Regions from separate parts of the Homo sapiens genome. Here region 1 is linked to region 2. A link is an interaction called in ENCODE POLR2A ChIA-PET data of the cell type or tissue named here. Cell type or tissue: Caco-2. All regions are shown on one strand. Each heading gives the region's core, and the rest is flanking DNA. Links, peaks and the distances in the headings are about the cores only. Region 1 has its middle 15 kb from the start of SOD3. Region 2 has its middle 3.9 kb from the start of LINC02473.

Region 1 (4,395 bases), core at 105-4,104, 120 kb before region 2:
TGAGGATGGAATACAGTTTTCATCATAGGCTTACTCTGTCAGCCAGAAGTAGGGTCAGCACCACCAGAACAGCATGGGGAGAGAGGGAAAGACACTGTTTCCCAAAGAAAAATACAAGTGCTGCTCTGTTTTGTCCTAGTTTTGTATGTTTGACAAGTCGTTTCTCTGGCACTACAGATTGTTCTCCCTGTGTTTGCAATACCATGGTGGATTATGCACAAGCAGCTTAGTGTTCTGGGGGGAAATTCACTCCTGTGAAATTGCCTACGCATCACATGATCCTGCTATGCAGTTTTCACATCTATTCCCAGTGAGGCACCCGTTCTAAAAAAAGAACGTTAGCTCCACAAAGGAGGGGAAAGAAGCTATTCCTACTAAGAATCTATGACTTGGTCTTGTTGTTAAACAGACTTTGGAATCTCTTTTTTTCCATTTACACAGAGTTTGAGTTCATTTCCGCACCACCCTTTTGTACACTGAAGGTGCCTTAGGAGGAAGAGAAGGATGGAATTGTTTGTTTTTCCAAGTATTCAGTTTTTACAAGCAGGCTAGTTGGTCACTTGGAACACTTTAATTTCTTCCTGTTATGAGACCAGTCAAATTGGATGAATGAATTAGACCATTCATTTAGAAGCCATAAATGCCAACTGAATGGAAAGAAACTAAACTCCCCTTTTCCAAATGGCAGTCAGAAAGTGTCCAAACCAATGCTGATGGTAAGCTGGCATCATCCTCACCATCATTTTGTGTTTTGGGACTTTGCACATTTTGCAAAGTGTTTATGTAACATGTGGGTAGTAGACACTGATGGTTTCCTGTGATAATTGATCCCTGCTTTTCTTTTCTATCAGGTATCTGTTTTGTTCAGGTATAGAACTCTACTAAAATGCAGGGAGTCACCAACAAAGTTCCTGATTAATCTTGTTCGATCAGCACATGGTATTCCCTGAGGATGGCCAAGAAGTGAGATGAAATGATCTGGGTCCTTGAGGCCCTGATGGCTCTGCATCTGCATCTTTTTTAACCTCTGGACTTCCCACTCTGTGACTCTGTTGTGTAAGTTAGTGCAAGCCAAGACTTTCTTTTACTTGCAGCCCATACTAATACAGTGTGCCCGTCATCATCATCATCCATCCATTCATTTATTCATTCAATCTAACATTTCCAAATTCAGTCAAAGTACAGTCTTGTCAACAATACCTCCAGCACTTTAGCTTTGCTAGTGCCAAGGCTACAAAGCAGGTCTATGTAAATATTCCTGTAAATACTCTGTGAGGAATTGGCCTTTAGTCAGGCAATGTGCAATAAAGAAGGCATATTCCTTCCCCCTTCCAGACACTGGAACCAAGAGAGTAGTTTTCAATTGGATCAACCCAAGACTATCTGCCAGGAATGCTTTTGGCTACAAATAAGGAAAGTATGACAAAAAACCTTGCTGGAACACTCAGGCATTTGTTGCATGGAACAAAAAGTCCAGAGCTGGTAGGGTGGCTCCGTGATACCTGCAGGGCTTGCGATTTTCCCATCTTTGCTTGCCATCATTGTCAGTGTTCAGGCTTCTGACCTCATGAATGTTGCCTCAAGGCTGCAAGGTGGCTTATACACCTCCAGATATGGCACCTCACTTCAGGCAGGAAGAAAGAAAAGGGAAGTAGAAACACCCTCTTTCCCAGACAATTTCAGTTTATGTCTCATGGTCAGAAATGTGTCACAGGCATCCCTAGGGTCACAGGAGTCTGGCAGAGTAAATGTTCTTTCATTGAACGTTTTGCTACCCTAGCAAAATCAAATTTTCCTTACTATGAAGGAGGGAAGGATTTTATTGGCTAGGCAGCCAACAATACCTGCCACACTGGTTCAGATATTTACCTTTAGTTCTTTAAGGAACTACGGACATTATTTAATTTGGGATTTTATAAAGAAAGCAAGAAAATTAGTTGGGAAGGACCAAACTCATTCCATGGAATTAACTGCTTACAGTTAACTTGAGCATGAATAAAGAGGCTCCAAACTACAAGCAATGACAATAATAAGGTCTCATATAATCCTTATCTAGAGCAAGTGATGTAACTCATAACTGGGTTCAGCACAGGAAAATGTTTCTGCCTGGATCTTCATCTCCCATCGTCTTGGTTCTGAGCCATTCACAGATCTTCGGGTCCCAAAATGATTTCCAGTTGTTTCCCTCTAGCAGAGCTGGTGGATAAATTGTACTCTCTCTGCCCATCATCATCATCCATCCATCCATTTATTCATTCAATCCGACGTTTCTAAATTCGGTCAAAGTACAGTCTTGTCAACAATACTTCTAGCACTTTAACTTTGCTGGTGCCAAGGCTATAGAGCAGGTCTATGTAAATGTTCCTTCAATGTGGTCTCAAAATGCTTTGTTTTTCTTTCTCTCCTTCAGGGCTGCACAGATACTTTATGTTGCTCTCTGTTATGAGCAAGCTGTGAGCTTCACTACAAAAGTAGAAGCAGTTTTGTTATCTGCCCTGATTTTTGACAGAAATGCAAAGCTTTCTGCTTGAAAAAAAGTATCTTTTTCAGAGCCATCACTCACTCTCTAAAACTTAGGGAGATACTCAGTGCAGCATAATCAAGCAATGACTCTCATCCGTCCCCCAACCAGCACCACTAGCCCACAAGCACAGGGTTTTGCTGTTTAACTCCGTGGTGGAGAATAGGTGGAGTTCCTGTTTTTACACAGAGAGAAAACAAGAGCAAGAAAGTAATGGAAAAATTTAATATTTTTCCCTTGGCTTGCACAAGGAAGTTAGGAGTCTCATCTCTGAGAATCACAGTGAATATGATAATTTTTCTAAGAAACAGAGGGAGACTTTCTTCCATGAACACACGTGAACACACATGGATGATTTTTCCTAAAGGTGCAAGGAGATATCTTGGAAATGCACAGACAGATGGTTTCTTAGTCAGCTCGGGCTGCTGTAACAAAATGCCACAGGGTGATGTAGACCATAGACATTTGATTCTCGCAATTCTGGAGGCTAGGAAATCCAAGATCAAGGTGTCCACAGATTTGGTTCCTGGCAAGGTCTCTCTTCCTGGCTTGCAAACAGCCACCTTCTTGCTATGTTCACATATGGTGAAGAGAGCGAGCTCTGGTTTCTCTTCCTCTTCTTGCAAGGACATTTGTCCCATCATGGTGGCCCCCACCCTCATGACCTCATCTAAACCTAATTACCTTCCAAAGGCCCCACCCCAAAATACCATCCATTGGGGTTTGGAGCTTCAACATACGAATTTTGGGGAGACACAATCCTTCAGTCCATAACCAATGGTCAAGGGTGGGTGAAAAGGGCATCCTAACAGGGATAATGCAAAGAGGCATTTTGGTTATTTATTGTTTTGCAATATGCATCCCAAATTTAGTGGCTTAAAACAACAACCATTTTATCATATCTCATGATTCTGTGGGTTACCTAGGGATGGGCAGGCAGTTCCTCTACTGGCCTTGCTTAAGTTCTTTCTTGCAGTTGTAGCCAGTTGGCAGCTGAGGCTGCCACTGGGCTGAATGTCTAGGCCTCAGGTGCTTAGAGGCCATATGGCCTATCTCCAGGTGATGGCTCAACCTCCAAGGCCTCTCCCTGTGGTCTGGCTCTACAGCAGGGGAAATTGGACTTCCTCTGTAGTGGCTCAAGGCATGGCCAAAGATTTCAGGTCTTTGCAATGCCCGGGCTCAGAAATCCAGAAACATCACTTTCTCCAAATTCTATTGGTCAAAATAGTCATAGGTCAAACCCAGATTAGGTGGCAGTGAATGTATAAACATGTAAGAGGAGTTTTAATGCTTACAGTGTGAAAAAAGAGAAGAAAAGGCACCAGACCAAACTTGGCTATTTCGCAGCTTGATGTGTAGCCAGCACCAATGCCCCACAGCACATCATTTATGAGACAATCCTGATGTTGGGGATCTGGGTTGTGAAATGGAGTTGTGTAAGATTTTGGAGTCAGGCTCAGAGCCAGAGAGACTCTAACTAATACACTCATTTCCTCTCCGCAACTCCACATATGTTTTTAATAATCCTTTCCTTGGAATGAAGATAAGGCCTACTTTAAAGCATCTGAAAAAAATGTGGAAAAATGGCCTCATTCTGCTATGAAGTAAGCCTTTATTACCACCTGTAACAGCGCCTTATTTAAACAAAATGTGTTGATTATTTTTAGCATAATTTAAGCCCCGGGAGACTAATGAGGTGGTAACAGTGTGTGTTAATTATGTGGTTTTTGTTGTCTTCATTAAAGTTAAGATTCTCAATCCTATTTGCCACCTGAAGTCCCAGTGGAGCCACATTTTACTCTTCTGACCCTGGCATCTTTTAGTTTCCTGCAGTTCACACAATCACGTAAACATATTCTGCTTCCCCCGCAGAG
Region 2 (4,395 bases), core at 215-4,214:
GTCAATAGTGCTCAGACTGGTAGCTTCAAACAGCTCACAGTTAAGGAAGCTGTGCTGAATGGTTTCGTGGTCGCTGAGGTGTGGATGTGGTTTTGTGTTTAGCCAAGTGAGGCGTGAATGGTTATAATGTTTAAAGACCAATCTTTTTTTTTTTTTTTTTTTTTTGACGGAGTCACTCTGTTGCCCAGGCTGGAGTGCAGTGTTGCAATCTTGGCTCATTGCAACTTCTGCCTCCCAGGTTCAAGCGATTATCCTGCCTCAGCCTCCCGAGCAGCTGGGACTACAGGCATGCGTGACCACGCCCAGCCAAATTTTGTATTTTTAGTGGAGACAGGGTTTCACCATATTGGCCAGGCTGATCTTGAACTCCTGTCCTCGTGATCCACCCACCTCAGCCTCTCAAAGTGCTGGGATTACAGGTGTGAGCCACCACACCTGGCTGAAAACCAGTCTTTAACATCTGATTATATGTGATTTATTATTTGAGCGTTCTTTGACCATGTGTGATCAGACAGCTATCTGAATAAAATAAGATTTGTCCAAAAAAAAAATATATATATAAAGGGCCAGGCGCCGTGGCTCACGCCTGTAATCCCAGCACTTTGGGAGGCCTAGGCGGGCAGATCATGAGGTCAGGAGATCGAGACCATCCTGGCTAACACAGTGAAACCCTGTCTTTACTAAAAATATAAAAAAATTGGCCAGGCGTGGTGGCGGGTGCCTGTAGTCCCAGCTACTCGGGAGGCTGAGGCAGGAGGATGGCGTGAACCCAGGAGGCGGAGTTTGCATTGAGTGGAGATCGCACCACTGTGCTCCAATCTGGGTGACAGAGCGAGACTCCGTCTCAAAAAAAAAAAAAAAAAAAAAGTAATAAATAAGCGTAAGCTGCAGCAGGAGAAGGGGAGAAACACAATGTAATTTGAAGTATAAGCCGGGGAGCAGGAGACGCTTGACATTTTTTCCTTCATATTTCCCTTCTCCCATGGGGACATAAGACCACAAGGGCGGGGATTTGTGTCGATTTGTTTTCTGCTACATCTGAAGCACCTTGAATTATGCCTGGCCCATAGGAGTTACTTAATAAATATTTGTTGAATGAGTGATAATGGAGTGTGACTTCTGAAGAAGGAATCAAAAGCAGCTTTCTAGCCAGGTATAGAGGTGTGAGCCTGTGGTCCCAGCTACTCAGGAGGCTGAGATGGGAAGATTGCCTTGAGCCCAGGAGTTCGAGTCCAGCCTGGTCCACATAGTGATACCCTGTCTCAAAACAAAACAAACAAAAACAAGATATTTCTCTTCATAAGGTGCAAACCAGTCAGAAGGCTGACTAAAAACCAAAGAAACAAAACAAAAACTGGGGGTGAGGAGAAAACACAGAAAATGAAAACCAGGCTGGGCGTGGTGGCTCACCCCCATAATCCCAGCACTTTGGGAGGCCGAGGCGGGTGGATCACCTGAGGCCAGGAGTTCCAGACCAGTCTGGCCAACATTGTGAAACTCCATCCCTACTAAATATACAAAAATTAGCCGGGCGTGGTGGTGCATGTCTGTAGTCCCAGCTACTCGGGAGGCTGATGAAGGAGGATTGCTTGAACCTAGGAGACGGAGGTTGCAGTGAGATGAGATCTCTGCACTCCAGCCTGGACAACAGAGCTAGACTCCATCTCAAAAAAAAAAAAAAAGAAAGAAAAAAAGAAAACCAATAAAATAAAACTCCCCAGAGAGCAGAGGCCCTATTGGTTTTATTACAGTGCAAACAGTTGTAGCAGTCATGGTGCTTAAAGATGCCTGGTACTGTTCTAAATACATTGCTTGTATTATTCTACTTTATCATCACAATAAAACTATGAGGTATGTTCTATCATTCCCTCATTTTATATTTGAGGTACAGAAAGGTTAAGTCTGTTTTTCCAAGATTCTATAGTGAGAGTGATGGAATTTAGAGAATTGAGAGGAAATCAACAAACACAGTCAAAACAGCACAGGCAACTCTTCCCAGCCTTCCCTTCAGTGAGACACGCCCCAGTGAGAACATGACACTGAAGAATTAACACTGCCCTTCGCCCTGACTGTGGCTAGGAGAAACCATCTGCAGTCTTCCTTTTTATTCTTTCATCCACCCCCCTCCTTTTTTTTTTTTTTTTTTTTTTTTGGAGACAAGAGTCTTGCTCTGTCGCTCAAGCTGGAGTGCAGTGGTGTGATCTTGGCTCACTGCAACCTCTGCCTCACGGGTTCAAGAGATTCTCCTGCCTCAGCCCCCTGAATACTTGGGATTACAGGCACGTGCCACCACACCCAGCTAATTTCTATATTTTTTATTAGAGACAGGGTTTCACCATGTTGACCAGTCTGGTCTCAAACTCCTGGCCTCAGGTGACCCACCCGCCTTGGCCTCCCAAAGTGCTGGGATTACAGGCGAGAGCCATTGTGCCCAGCCTCATCTCTTTTTCATGTAAGTAAAGATCTGGAAATGTATGTTTTGCATGTGCATCCTTCATTATGTTCTGTATATTACCGCATACCTCTGTCATTTGAATGTATTCAGAGTTGAATACATCAAACCACATATATTGTACTTCACAAGTGATTTAAGGAACTTTCAAGGAAAACGTTTTATAAGAATCATTTTTTTGTCCCATAGTTTGACTTTAGAACAAAAATTTCATTGTCCTATTTCCTCCTCCCATGAAACCACTCTCTGTTGCTTGGTGGGAAGGACTGAAGCTAAAGCGGAGAAAAGCTGTGGTTGGAGAGAAAATCCTGGAAGCATCAGGGAACTGTGGTTCCTGAAGCTGGTCCCCTGATTCTAAGTTTCTTGCCCAAATTACTAGCTTTTTTTTTTTTTGGCCTGTTAAGGTTTAGCTTCTGTCTTTTAACAACCAAAAAAAAAAACAAACAAACAAAAAAAAACAACTTTAATAATGTAATCAGCTTAGGGTCTGTTTAATTTTAAACAATCTGTGCTTTGGTTTTGGGATTCTAATGCTGATATTAATGGGGGATCAATTTAGTAGTATTCCGGGGACAATAGGAAACCATTGTTTCACCAACATGGTGAAACCCCGTCTCTACTAAAAATACAAAAAATGAGCCAGGTGTGGTGGAATGTGCCTGTAATCCCAGCTACTCAGGAGGCTGGGGCAGGAGAATCACTTGAACCCGAGAGATGGACCAGGTTGCAGTGAGCCGAGATGGCGCCACTGCACTGCAGCCTGGGTGACAGAGCGAGACTCCATCTCAAAAAAAAAAAAAAAAAAAAAGTTGCTCTCCAGAAATCCAGGTAACAACAGAAAAGCATTTTCCAAAGTTTGCTCCTGTTACAATAAGGTGACCATAAAATTTATCCTCCAAACTGATATACTTTGGGGAACAAAGGAGAATGCCTTTAGCAATTATGCAAGGACAAAGGACAAAACAGGACTGGAAGTCCTATGTAAAATGCGCCTCAGCAAAGGGGCTCCTAGGCCCAATAAGTTGGGAAGTCTACACATTATTCTTCCTTCGTTGAGAGTCACGACACCCATTCTATTAAGAGCCCTGAGTCCTATAGTAAAAAACTGTACTAAATGTCATCTAAACCAGCATTTCCCTAATGGATTTTATTATGAAATCTTTATTTTCAGTAACAATTACTAGCATCCAGGGACTCCCTGTTTCGAAGAACATACTTCAGAAAATGCTGGCCTTGCAATAGACACTGGGGAATACTAGATGGGGGAGGAAGGGACGGAGGGAAAGGGATAAGAATTGAAAACCTAACTGTTGCCTTTAACTATGTAACAAACCTGCACATCCTGCACATGTACCCTGGAACTTAAAATAATTTTTTTAAAAAAAAGACAAAACAGCCGGGCGCGGTGGCTCACGCCTGTAATCCCAGCACTTTGGGAGGCTGAGGTGGGCAGATCACGAGGTCAGGAGATGGAGACCATCCTGGCTAACACAGTGAAACCCCGTCTCTACTAAAAATACAAAAAAAATTAGCCGGGCGTGGTGGCGGGCGCCTGTAGTCCCAGCTACTCGGGAGGCTGAGGCAGGAGAATGGCGTGAACCCAGGAGGCGGAGCTTGCAGTGAGCCGAGATCGCGCCACTGCACTCCAACTTGGGCGACAAAGCGAGACTCCGTCTCAAAAAAAAAAAAAAAAAAAAAAAAAAAAAAGGCAAAACAAACAAACAGAAAGAAAACCTAATTGTTTGGTATTATGCTCAGTACTTGGGTGATGAGATTATTTGTACCCTAAACCTTAGCAACACACAATATACCCAGTTAATAAACCTGCACATGTACCCCGTGAATCCAACATAAGAGTTGAAAAAAAAAAAAAAGCAAATGTTAACCTTGAACCTGTCTTATTCAGACACAGCGTAACTTGCTACCTGCATTAATGACTTGAA

The links. Peaks named below come from ENCODE experiments on the same cell type or tissue, not always from the same donor. Only the 100,000 strongest peaks of a DNase experiment are listed, where the experiment ranks them.
Region 1: POLR2A ChIA-PET joins it to region 2 with 10 read pairs; 3 of 35 experiments call an interaction of 5 or more read pairs at or near these places.

Annotation. Positions count from the first base shown.
Region 1 is chr4:24,778,217-24,782,611 of GRCh38, reverse strand. No RefSeq gene overlaps it. Among named protein-coding and RNA genes, the nearest start is that of SOD3, 15 kb to the left of the region's middle. In Caco-2, for the core only: no CTCF peak of the experiment used is centred there; no DNase peak of the experiment used is centred there.
Region 2 is chr4:24,653,811-24,658,205 of GRCh38, reverse strand. It overlaps the pseudogene ATP5MGP3. Among named protein-coding and RNA genes, the nearest start is that of LINC02473, 3.9 kb to the left of the region's middle. RefSeq lists an enhancer at 1-292. In Caco-2, for the core only: no CTCF peak of the experiment used is centred there; a DNase peak (open chromatin) is centred at 2,045.